Linked DNA regions of Homo sapiens: region 2 is linked to region 1. Evidence: read pairs that join two places in POLR2A ChIA-PET (ENCODE). Cell type or tissue: B cell. All regions are shown on one strand. Links, peaks and the distances in the headings refer to the core of each region. The heading gives the core; the rest is flanking DNA. Region 1 has its middle 31 kb from the start of MIR422A. Region 2 overlaps DAPK2 (death associated protein kinase 2).

What was found. Peaks named below come from ENCODE experiments on the same cell type or tissue, not always from the same donor. Only the 100,000 strongest peaks of a DNase experiment are listed, where the experiment ranks them.
Region 2: POLR2A ChIA-PET joins it to region 1 with 6 read pairs; 5 of 35 experiments call an interaction of 5 or more read pairs at or near these places.

What each region holds. Positions count from the first base shown.
Region 1 is chr15:63,899,450-63,904,823 of GRCh38, forward strand. No RefSeq gene overlaps it. Among named protein-coding and RNA genes, the nearest start is that of MIR422A, 31 kb to the left of the region's middle. In B cell, for the core only: no CTCF peak of the experiment used is centred there; a DNase peak (open chromatin) is centred at 2,662.
Region 2 is chr15:63,961,627-63,967,000 of GRCh38, forward strand. The region is part of intron 4 of DAPK2 (death associated protein kinase 2); the gene reads right to left. Among named protein-coding and RNA genes, the nearest start is that of DAPK2, 82 kb to the right of the region's middle. In B cell, for the core only: no CTCF peak of the experiment used is centred there; no DNase peak of the experiment used is centred there.

The DNA of each region.
Region 1 (5,374 bases), core at 303-5,302:
CACGACCTTCCGTCAGGCTGCCCGGCCCTTCCGGACAGATCTTCCAAGCACCTCCACCACCCTCTGTCTTGCCAGCCAGCCCAGAGACAAACACTCAGTGCCTGCTCACAGGGGCAAAGTGTGTAAATAAGTGAAGCAGCCAAAACAATGAAACTCTTTGGCTATTTGAAGTATATTTCTAAGTTTCAATGGCAACATAATTCTTCCCAGCTTTTTCTTCTTTTTTTTTTCTTCTTTTCGAGACAGAGTTTCGCTTTTCTTGCCCAGGCTGGAGTGCAGTGGTGCAATCTCAGCTCCCTGCAACCTCTACCTCCCAAGTTCAAGTGATTCTTCTGCTTCAGCCTCCTGAGTAGCTGGAATGACAGGCGCCCGCCACCATGCCTGGATAATTTTTGTATTTTTAGTAGAGACAGGATTTCACCATGTTGGCCAGGCTGGTCTCGAACTTCTGACCCCAGGTGATCTGTTCACCTCAGCCTCCCAAAATGCTGGGATTACAGGCGTGAGCCACTGTGCCCGGCCTTCCCAGCTTCTTTCTTACCTTAACCCCCCATGCACCTCACTTTTATCCACTACTGTCTTGAAATTAACAAATACTTGTTGGGATGCATCATAAAATAGTATTTCATCTATAAAAACGAGTGAAAAAGGCAGATACACACCAACCACAGCAGAGTTACACTGTGGAGATTTTTTTTTTTTTTTTTTGAGTGGGAGTCTCACTCTGTCACCCAGGCTGGAGTGCAGTGGCATGATCTTGGCTCACTTCAACCCCCACCTCCCGGGTTCAAGCAATTCTCCTTCCTCAGCCTCCTGAGTAGCTGGGCTTACAGGCACACGCCACCACGCGTAAGAGGTGAACTACAACGTCTCTATGAAGGAAAAGTCAGGCCCTGGACTCCACAGACAATCAACTCCTGAGTAAGAAAAGAGGCAGGGTGTCCAGTGCCCAAGGGTGCCTGGAATATAAAGCCTACAAAGATGCTTGTCTCTGCCCTGCTGGTGGTTTGGCACACCTGACCTCATAAACCAAAGATAGTCTGTGCCAGGCTGGGCCCATAGCTCCATCTCCCAGGGGTATTCAGAAGCTGGATGTAAAACAGGAAGGCAAAGTACTTACTTTTTTTTAAATGAAGAATTAGATTCACATCAGTGTATGGGCTGAATTAGGTCCCCACCAAATTCACATGTGGAAGCCCTAACCCTCAGTACCTCTGAATTGTGACTGTATTTATAGAGACAGCCTTCAAAGAGGTGATTAAGTTAAAATGAGGCTGTAAGGGCCCTAATCCAATCTGACAAGGGTCCTTCTAAGAAGAGGAAATATGGACACACAGGGGCACCAGGGACGCACATCCACTGAGGGACCACCGTGTGAAGAGGCAGCAAGGAGGCGGCTGTCTGCCAGCCAAGGAGAGAGGCCTCAGGAGAAACTGATCTTGCTGACACCTTGGTCTTGGACTTCTAGTCTCCACAACTGTGAGAAAATTAACTTCTGTTGTTTAAGCCACCCAGTCTGTGATATTTGGTTATGGCATCCTTAACAAACTAATACAACACTCAAAATAAGAAAACGGGGTAGGGGCAAATAGTCAAGTCCCGCACTTAGTTCTTTAAAGAGTTGTTACAGGCTTTGTCTTTTCATTCAGAACCTGTGTTGGGTGCTGAATGAAAAGACAAAGAGCAGGCCGGGTGCAGTGGCTCACGCCTGCAATCCCAGAACTTTAGGAGGTCGAGGCGGGCAGATCACGAGGTCAGGAGATCGAGGCCATCCTGGTTAACATGGTGAAACCGCATATCTAATAAAAATACAAAAAATTAGCCAGGTGTAGTAGCAGGCACCTGTAGTCCCAGCTACTCGGGAGGCTGAGGCAGGAGAATGGCGTGAACCTGGGAGGAGAAGCTTGCAGTGAGCCGAGATCACGACATTGCACTCCAGCCTGGGTGCGAGACTCAGTCTCAAAAAAAAAAAAAAGAGTTGTTACACGCTTTGTCTTTTCATTCAGAACCTGTGTTAGGGTGCTAAATGAAAAGACAAAGGAGCAGTATACTGTCCTCTCAGCTCCCTGACTCCCAGCAGGCCCTCTCGGAGGGGTGGGAGGAAGACAGCCAGCTGAGAGGCCCCTCGCTGAGAGCCTCCAGCATCAACGTGATGCTTTCTCCTGTGTTTAAACCACTGCTGAGAGTCGGAGAGGTAAGAGGTGCACTGATCTCCAGGAGCCCTCCATCCAGAGTCTAGGTAAGCAGTGTTGAGTCTCACTATTGGCCATGGTTGACTAACATCTACATTTCTCAGAGTTGCTCTTATTGGGGTGCTATGCTGACTGCTTTGAACAAAGGAGACTGAAAGGCCCCAGAGGAAAACTAAGGTCTCTCTCTGACCTTCTCCTTCCCACCCCTCTTTTTCCTCCCTAGGGCAGGGAGGAGCTCCCTCTGAAGTTCCCACCTCTTGACTGAGGAATGGTCTTCCAAAAGGAATGGAATTGTCTTGAACCCCTTCCCTAGGAATCTCATCAAACCACCAGGGAATATTAATAACCACAAGGAGATTAAAAGTCATCACCACCCCCAGACAGGCTATTGCCTATTCTGGAGGGAGTTCCAAAACAACTTTGATTACCTGAGGGACTTGTATTTGCATAAGACACCATTCTCTGTGCAGTTCTTCCCCTTTCCTTCCCGTAACTTATCACCACCTCCCCCCAAAGCCTCAAGGCTCTATTCCTTTATGCTGTAAAAACTTCAACCATTGGGTCCCTCTCTGGAGCCTCATTCTTCTATGAGGCTCCTGTGTACAGCCACAAAATTAAAATGGTTTTTCTCCTGTCAATCTGTCTATTGTCAATTTATTTCAGAAGCGACTGTTATGGAATCTTCAGAGGAAGTTGGAGCTTCCTTACACTCTATGCCTATGGTCCCAGAGTGTAACTAAATTGTGTAAAAACAAATTCCTTATGCTTGCCAAGTCCTTCAAAGTTGACAAAGCTCGTTTACAAAATTGGTTTCAACAAGGCACTCATGACAAGTAACACTGATATCACCATTTCACAGATTAGAAAACTGAGGCCCAGAAAGGTTGAATGACAAGGCTAAGTTCCAACAGCTGCAAAGTGGCAGGACTTAGCCCAGGCTTTTTGGATCTGATTGGTAAAATATAATAAAGACTGTTAAGAACTGGAAAAGGGAATTGAGAGATGATATAGGATCTCCCTGGCTCAATTCCAAAATGAGACGAAGAAACCCAAGTGCAATCCCATCTAGGAGCAGGATAATGGCCCAGCTGACTTTTCAAATGCTGTTCTGGCCTCTGGGTTTAAATCCAAAGAGACATGAAGGCACCAGAGCATGAGCTGGCAAACTCAGCTTCGTCGGCCTTGGAAGTTGTCCTCAGACCCAAGTCCTTACGCAAACTCCCAGGGGAAGTGATGTTTGAGGAGGCAGGGCTGGGAGGTGCAGAGGGTATTTCCTATCCCTTCTCTTTAAAAGGGGAATAAAGGCTGGGCTCCGTGGCTCACACCTGTGGTCCCAGCACCTTGGGAGGCCAAGGCGGGCAGAACACGAGGTCAAGAGATCGAGACCATCCTGGCCAACATGGTGAAACCCCGTCTCTACTAGAAATACAAAAATTAGCTGGGCGTGGCGGCACACGCCTGTAGTCCCAGCTACTAGGGAGGCTGAGGCAGGGGAATCACTTGAACCCAAGAGGCGGAGGTTGCAGTGAGCCGAGATTGCCCCATTGCACACCAGCCTGGGCAACAGAGCGAGACTCCATCTAAAAAATATATATATATAATAAATTTAAAAATAAATAAATAAATAAAAGGGAAATAAAAATTCCAGCCAGGTATTCTCACATTGAGTGGTGTGATGACCTCTGATCTAGGTGCTGGTAGAAGAACACAAAAAAAGCCCACCATCGAGTCGTGTGAGAAAAACACTGCAGGGAGGGGCACTACGTCCTGTCCCTAATAGAGGCTGCTGCGGCAAATGGTGACCATTAGGATGGACTTTTTTCACCTCATTTCTCCCTTTATCTTTAACATAATATTTGATACATGCAAAAGCATAGACAACTAATATGTAAGTTAGAAAGCATTATAATAAATAGAACTTGCAGGAGCCCACCGTGAACTTAGTGTTGGCTGGAACACTGCCAACAGCCCAGTGCCCACCTTGTCCTCCTCCCCATCTCAGCCACCCAGATGTAAGTTTCATCCAGAATTTTGAGAGTGGTCATTCCCTTGCTTTTAAAATTCAATTTTAGGCCAGGTGCAGTGGCTCACACCTGTAATCCCAACACTTTGGGAGGCCGAGGCAGACGGATCACCTGAGGTCAGGACTTCGAGCCCAGCCTGGCTAACATGCTGAAACATAGGGCTCTACTAAAAATACACAATCAGCTGGACATGGTGGCATGCACCTGTAATCCCTACTCGGGAGTTTGAGGCAGGAGAATCACTTGAACCCGGGAGGCAGAGGTTGCAGTGAGCTGAGATCACGCCATTGCACTTCAGCCTGGGCAACAAGAGTGAAACTGTGTCTCAAAAATTAATTAATTAATTAATTAAATTTTATCACATTCACATGTATCCCTAAACAACTTATGGCATAGTTTGTGAGCTTTAAAAAAAAGAGTATAATAGTGTACATAGTTCTCCGGGATTACTTTTTCATTGAACACCGTACTTCTCCAGGAAAAGTAGAGAAGAATGTGGATTTGAGGGTAGGCAAAACTGGGCTGGAATCCCGATTCTAAGTACTCCAGCTGTGTGACTGCATGCAAATTTCCTAACTCCGCTGAATCTCAGCTGTATCATATAAATGGGGCTCTCATTTCCCTTACAAGATTAGGAAGAGGACTAAATGAAATGTATGCAAAATGTTCCTATTGCAGAGCAGATTTTAAACAATTATTATGAGCTTCATTTTCTTTTCTTTCACTCTTCCTCTAGCTTAGGGGTGGAGGATCACTGACCCATAGAGGAAAAAATACTTTAAAAAAATTTCTCCCTAGATAATATAATCAACTGCTTTTTAGATTAAGAACTGGGAACATGAATTTCATTCAGTAAGTAAATAAATGACTAAAATATATACTTCAGCTATATATTATGAATTGCTAATGGACGAAGGGGGAGAGAAGAAGAACCAGTGGGAGAGGGAAAAACCGGAGGAGAGAAACTGTTAAGGGGAACTCACCAATGGTGTGTCTGCTTTTTGAAATGTCAATTAACCATTGTTCACAGATCTTCAGCTGCTCAATCCCTAAGCCTATTAATGTTTGCTTAGAATGGGATCCTCTCAGCAGATCACCAAGGAAGACATTTTCCTTTGGGGTGCAGCTACAGTGAACAGAACAATATCAGGATGAAAT
Region 2 (5,374 bases), core at 302-5,301, 62 kb after region 1:
CTGGGTTGAAAATTCTTTTCTTTAAGAATGTTGAATATTGGCCCCCACTCTCTTCTGGCTTGTAGGGTTTCTGCCGAGAGATCTGCTGTTAGTCTGACGGGCTTCCCTTTGTGGGTAACCCGACCTTTCTCTCTGGCTGCCATTAACATTTTTTTCCTTTATTTCAACTTTGGTGAATCTGACAATTATGTGTCTTGGATTTGCTCTTCTTGAGGAGTATCTTTGTGGCGTTCTCTGTATTTCCTGAATTTGAATGTTGGCCTGTCTCACTAGGTTGGGGAAGTTCTACTGGATAATATCCTGAAGAGTGTTTTCCAACCTGGTTCCACTCTCCCCGTCACTTTCAGGTACACTAATCAAACGTAGATTTGGTCTTTTCACGTAGTCCATATTTCTTGGAGGCTTTTTTTGTTTCTTTTTACTCTTTTTCCTCTAAACTTCTCTTCTCACTTCATTTCATTCATTTGATCTTCAATCACTGATACCCTTTCTTCCACTTGATCAAATCAGCTACTGAAGCTTGTGTATGCGTCACATAGTTCTCGTGCCAGGGTTTTCAGCTCCATCAGGTCATTTAAGGACTTCTCTACACTGTTTATTCTAGTCAGCCATTCGTCTAATCTTTTTTCAAGGTTTTTAGCTTATTTGCGATGGGTTCGAACATCCTCCTTTAGCTCAGAGAAGTTTGTTATTACCGATCGTCTGAAGCCTTCTTCTCTCAACTTGTCAAAGTCATTCTCCGTCCAGCTTTGTTCCATTGCTGGCGAGGAGCTGCGTTCCTTTGGAGGAGAAGAGGCCCTCTGATTTCTAGAATTTTCAGCTTTTCTGCTCTGATTTCTCCCCATCTTTGTGGTTTTATGTACCTTTGGTCTTTGATGATGGTGACGTACAAATGGGGTTTTGGTGTGGATGTTCTTTCTGTTTGTTAGTTTTCCTTCTAACAATCAGGACCTTCAGCTGCAAGTCTGTTGGAGTTTGCTGGAGGTCCACTCCAGACCCTGTTTTACTGGGTATCACCAGCGGAGGCTGCAGAACAGCAAATATTGCAGAACGGTAGATGTTGCTGCCTGATCCCTCTTCTGGAAGCTTTGTTTCAGAGGGGCACCTGGCTGTATGAGGTGTCAGTCAGCCCCTATTGGGAGGTGTCTCCCAGTTAGGCTACTCGGGGGTCAGGGACCCACTTGAGGAGGCAGTCTGTCCATTCTCAGATCTCAAACTCCATGCTGGGAGAACCACTACTCTCTTTAAATCTGTCAGACAAGGACGTTTAAGTTTGCAGAAGTTTCTGCTGCCTTTTATTCAGCTATGCCGTGCCCCCAGAGGTGGAGTCTACAGAGGCAGGCAGGCCTCCTTGAGCTGCAGTGGGCTGCACCCACTTTGAACTTCCCGGCCACTTTGTTTACCTACTCAAGCCTCAGCAATGGCAGATGCCCCTCCCCAAGCCTTGCTCCCACCTTGCAATTGAATCTCAGACTGCTGTGCTAGCAGTGAGCAAGGCTCTGTGGGCATGGGACCCTCTGAGCCAGGCACGGGATACAATCTCCTGGTGTGCCGTTTGCTAAGGCCATTGGAAAAGCGCAGTATTAGGGTGGGAGTGTCCCGATTTTCCAGGTACCATCTGTCACGGCTTCCCTTTGCTAGGAAAGGGAATTCCCCGACCCCTTGTGCTTCCCGAGTGAGGCGATGCCCCTCCCTGCTCCATGGGCTGCACCCACTTTCTGACAAGCCCCAGTGAGAGGAACCCGGTACCTCAGTTGGAAATGCAGAAATCACCCATCTTCTGCGTCGCTCACGCTGGGAGCTACAGACTGGAGCTGTTCCTATTCGGCCATCTTGGAACCTCTTAACTGTTTTTTGTTTTTTAATCCATTCAGCCAATCTATGTCTTTTGATTGGAGAATTTAGTCCATTTACATTCAATGTTATTACTGATAAGTAAGGACTTACTCCTGCCACTTTGCTTTTTTATTTCTGGTTGTTTTGTTGTCTTCTTTTCCTTCTTTCCGTCCTTCCTGTCTTCCTTTTAGTGAAGGTAATTTTCTCTGGTGGTAAGTTTTAATTTCTTGCTTTTTATTTCTTTATATCTCTGCTGTAGGTTTTTTGATTTGAGGTTACCATGAGGCTTGCAAACACTGTCATATAATTCATTATTTTAAACTAATGACAACAATGCTGATTGCATGAACAAGCTAACAAGCAAAGAGAAAACTAATAAAAACTCTACACTTTAACTTTCTCCCCTCACTTTTTAACTTTTTGTTTCTGTTTATATCTTATTGTACTGTCTGTCTTGAAACATTGTAGTTATTTTTTATCAGTTTATCATTTAGTCTTTCTACTCAAGATACAAGTAGTTTACACACAATTACAGTGTTATGATATTCTGTGTTTTTCTGTGTACTTAATATTACCAGTAAGTTCTACACCTTCAGATGGTTTCTTATTGCTCATTAATGTCCTTTTCCTTTAGATTGAAGAATTCCCTTTAGCATTTCTTGTAGGACAGGTCTGGTATTGATGACATCCTCAGATTTTCTTTGTCTGGGAAAGTCTTTATTTCTCCTTTATGTTTGAAGGATATTTTTGCTGGATATACTATTCTAGAATAAAGGTTTTTTCCTCAGCACTTTAAATATGTCATGCCACCCTCTCCTGGCCTATAAGGTTTCCACTACAAAGTCTGCTGCCAGACATATTGGAGTTTCATCGTATGTTGTTTCTTTTCTCTTGCTTTTAGGATCCTTTCTTTACTCTTGACTTTTGGGAGTTTGATTATTAAATGTCTTTAATTTTTGGGAGTTTGATTATTATTTGGGTTTAACCTTCTTTGTGTTCTATAACCTTCCTGTACTTGAATATTGATATCTTTCTCTAGCTTTGGGAAGTTCTGTTATTATCCCTTTGAATAAACTTTCTACCTCTATCTCTCTACCTCCTCATTGGGGCCAATAACTCTTAAATTTGCCTTTTTGAGGCTATTTTCTAGATGTTATAGGAATGCTTCATTCTTTTTTTTTCTTTTGTCTCCTCTGTGTATTTTCGAATAGTCTATCTTCAAGCTCACTAATTCTTTCTTCTGCTTGATCAATTCTGCTGCTAACAGACTCTGACGCATTCTTCAGTACATCAATTGCATTTTTCACTTCCAGAATTTCTGTTTGATTCTTTTTAGTTATTTAAATCTCTTTGTTAAATTTATCTGATATAATTCTGAATTCCTTCTCTGTGTTATCTTGATTTTCACTGAGTTTCCTCAAAACAGCTATTCTAAATTCTCTGTCTGAAAGGTCACATGTCTCTGTCTCTCCAGGATTGGTCCCTGGTGCCTTATTTAGTTCATTTGGTGAAGTCATGATTTCCTGGATGGTTTTGATGCTTGTGGACGTTTATTGATGTCTGGCCATTGAAGAATTAGGTATTTATTCTAGTCTTCAGTCTTCGTTTGTTTGTACCCATCTATTTGGGAAGGCTTTCCAGATATTTGAAAGGACTTGAGTGTTGTAATCTAAGTTTTTGGTCACTCCAGCCAAATCTGTATTAGAGGACACCCCAAGCCCAGTAATGCTGTGGTTCTTGCAGACTTGTAAAGGTACTGCCTTGGTAGTTTTGGATAAGATCCAGAAAAATTATCTGGTTTAGGAGGCAGAGACTCTTGTTCTCTTCCCTTACTTTCTTCCAAATAAATGAAGTCTCTCTCTGTACTGACCTGCCTGGGGCTAGGGGAGGGGGAACACAAGCACTCCTGTGGCCATCACCACTGGGATTGTGCTGGGTCAGACCTGAAGCCAGCATGGCCCTGGGTCTTGCCCAAGGCTTATAACAGCTGCCTGGCTACTGGCTATGTTTGCTCAAGGCCCTAGGGCTCTACAATAGGCAGGTGGCAAAGCCAGCCAGGCTTGTGTCCTTCCCTCAGGGTGGTGAGCTTCCCCCCCTTGGGTGGTCCAGAGATGCCATCTGGGAGCCAGGGCCTGGAGTTGGAAACCTTGGGAATCTACCTGGTGCTCTATTCTAATGTGGCCTAGCTGGTATCTAAGCCAGAAGACAAAGTCCTTCCCACTCTTCCCTCCCCTTTCCACAAGCGGAGGCATCTCCCCCCATGGCCCCCACTGCCCCAGGCCTATGGCAAGTACTCCCTGACTACTGCCAGTGCACATTCAAGGCCCCAAGACTCTTCAGTCAGCTTGTGGTGAATACTGCCAGGCGTGGGACTCTCCCTTCAGGGCAGTGGGCTCCCCTTTGGCCCAGGGTAGGTCCAGAAATGCTGTCTAAGAGCCAAGGCCTGAAATTGGAAACCCGAAGAGCCCACTTGGTTCTCTACCCCACTGTGGTCAAGCTAGTACCTATGTTGCAGGACAAAGTCCCCTTTATCATTCCCTTTCCTCTTTCCATAGCCACCACAGCTGGGAATGTGCTGGGTCACACCTGAAGCCAGCATGTCTCTGAGTGCACATCTCTGAGTGATACACTGGATGTCACTGCTGACTATTCAGGGCCCAGGGCCTCTGTAGTCAGCAGGTGATGAATCCTGCCAGGACTGGGTCCTTCCCTTCAAGGCAGTGGATTCCCTTCTGGCTCAGAGAGTGTCTAGAAATGTTGTCTGAGATCTAGGGCCTGGAATGGGGGCCTCAAGACTCTGCCTTGTGCCCTTTCTTACTGTGGCTGAGCTGGTATCCAAATTGCAAGATGAAGTCCTCTTCACTTTTCCCTCTTTTCTCCTCAAGTGGAGGGAAGGATTCTCTCCTGGAGTTGCAAGCTGTGCTGCCAGGGGCTGAGGGAGGTGTGGTACAAGCACTTCCTTGGCCATCCCAACTGATGTCTCACTAGGTGTACCCTCCAAGTCCTCTGGCTCCAAGCACAGCACAGGACCAGGACTTGTCCAGGAATTGCAGTCCTTGTGGCCTAGACTTCCGTTCAAGTTTACTTAGAAACCCAGAGCACTTTAGTCTGCAGTGGTGAGGCTTGCTGGAACTCAGGTTCTGACCACTAGGATGAGCAATTCTCCTCTGTCTAGGGCTAGTCTAAATGCTCCTTCCATGGGTTCCAGCGGGGTTCTGCCTGGTATTGCTTTCTGCTGTGACAGGGCAGCACTGAGTTTCAATGCAAAGTCCCACAATTGCTGCACTCTCCCTCCCCCAAGTGCACAGGTTCTTTCTCCATGCAACATGGCTGCTGCCAGAAGATGGGGAAGGGGTGGTATAGGTGATTCAAGACTGTCTTTCCTACCCTCTTCAGTGCCTCTTTCTGTGATATGAAATTAAAACCAGGTACTGTGGGCCGGGCGCAGTGGCTCACACCTGTAATCCCAGCACTTTGGGAGGCCGAGGTGGGCGGATCACGAGTCAGGAGATGGAGACCATCCTGGCTAACATGGTGA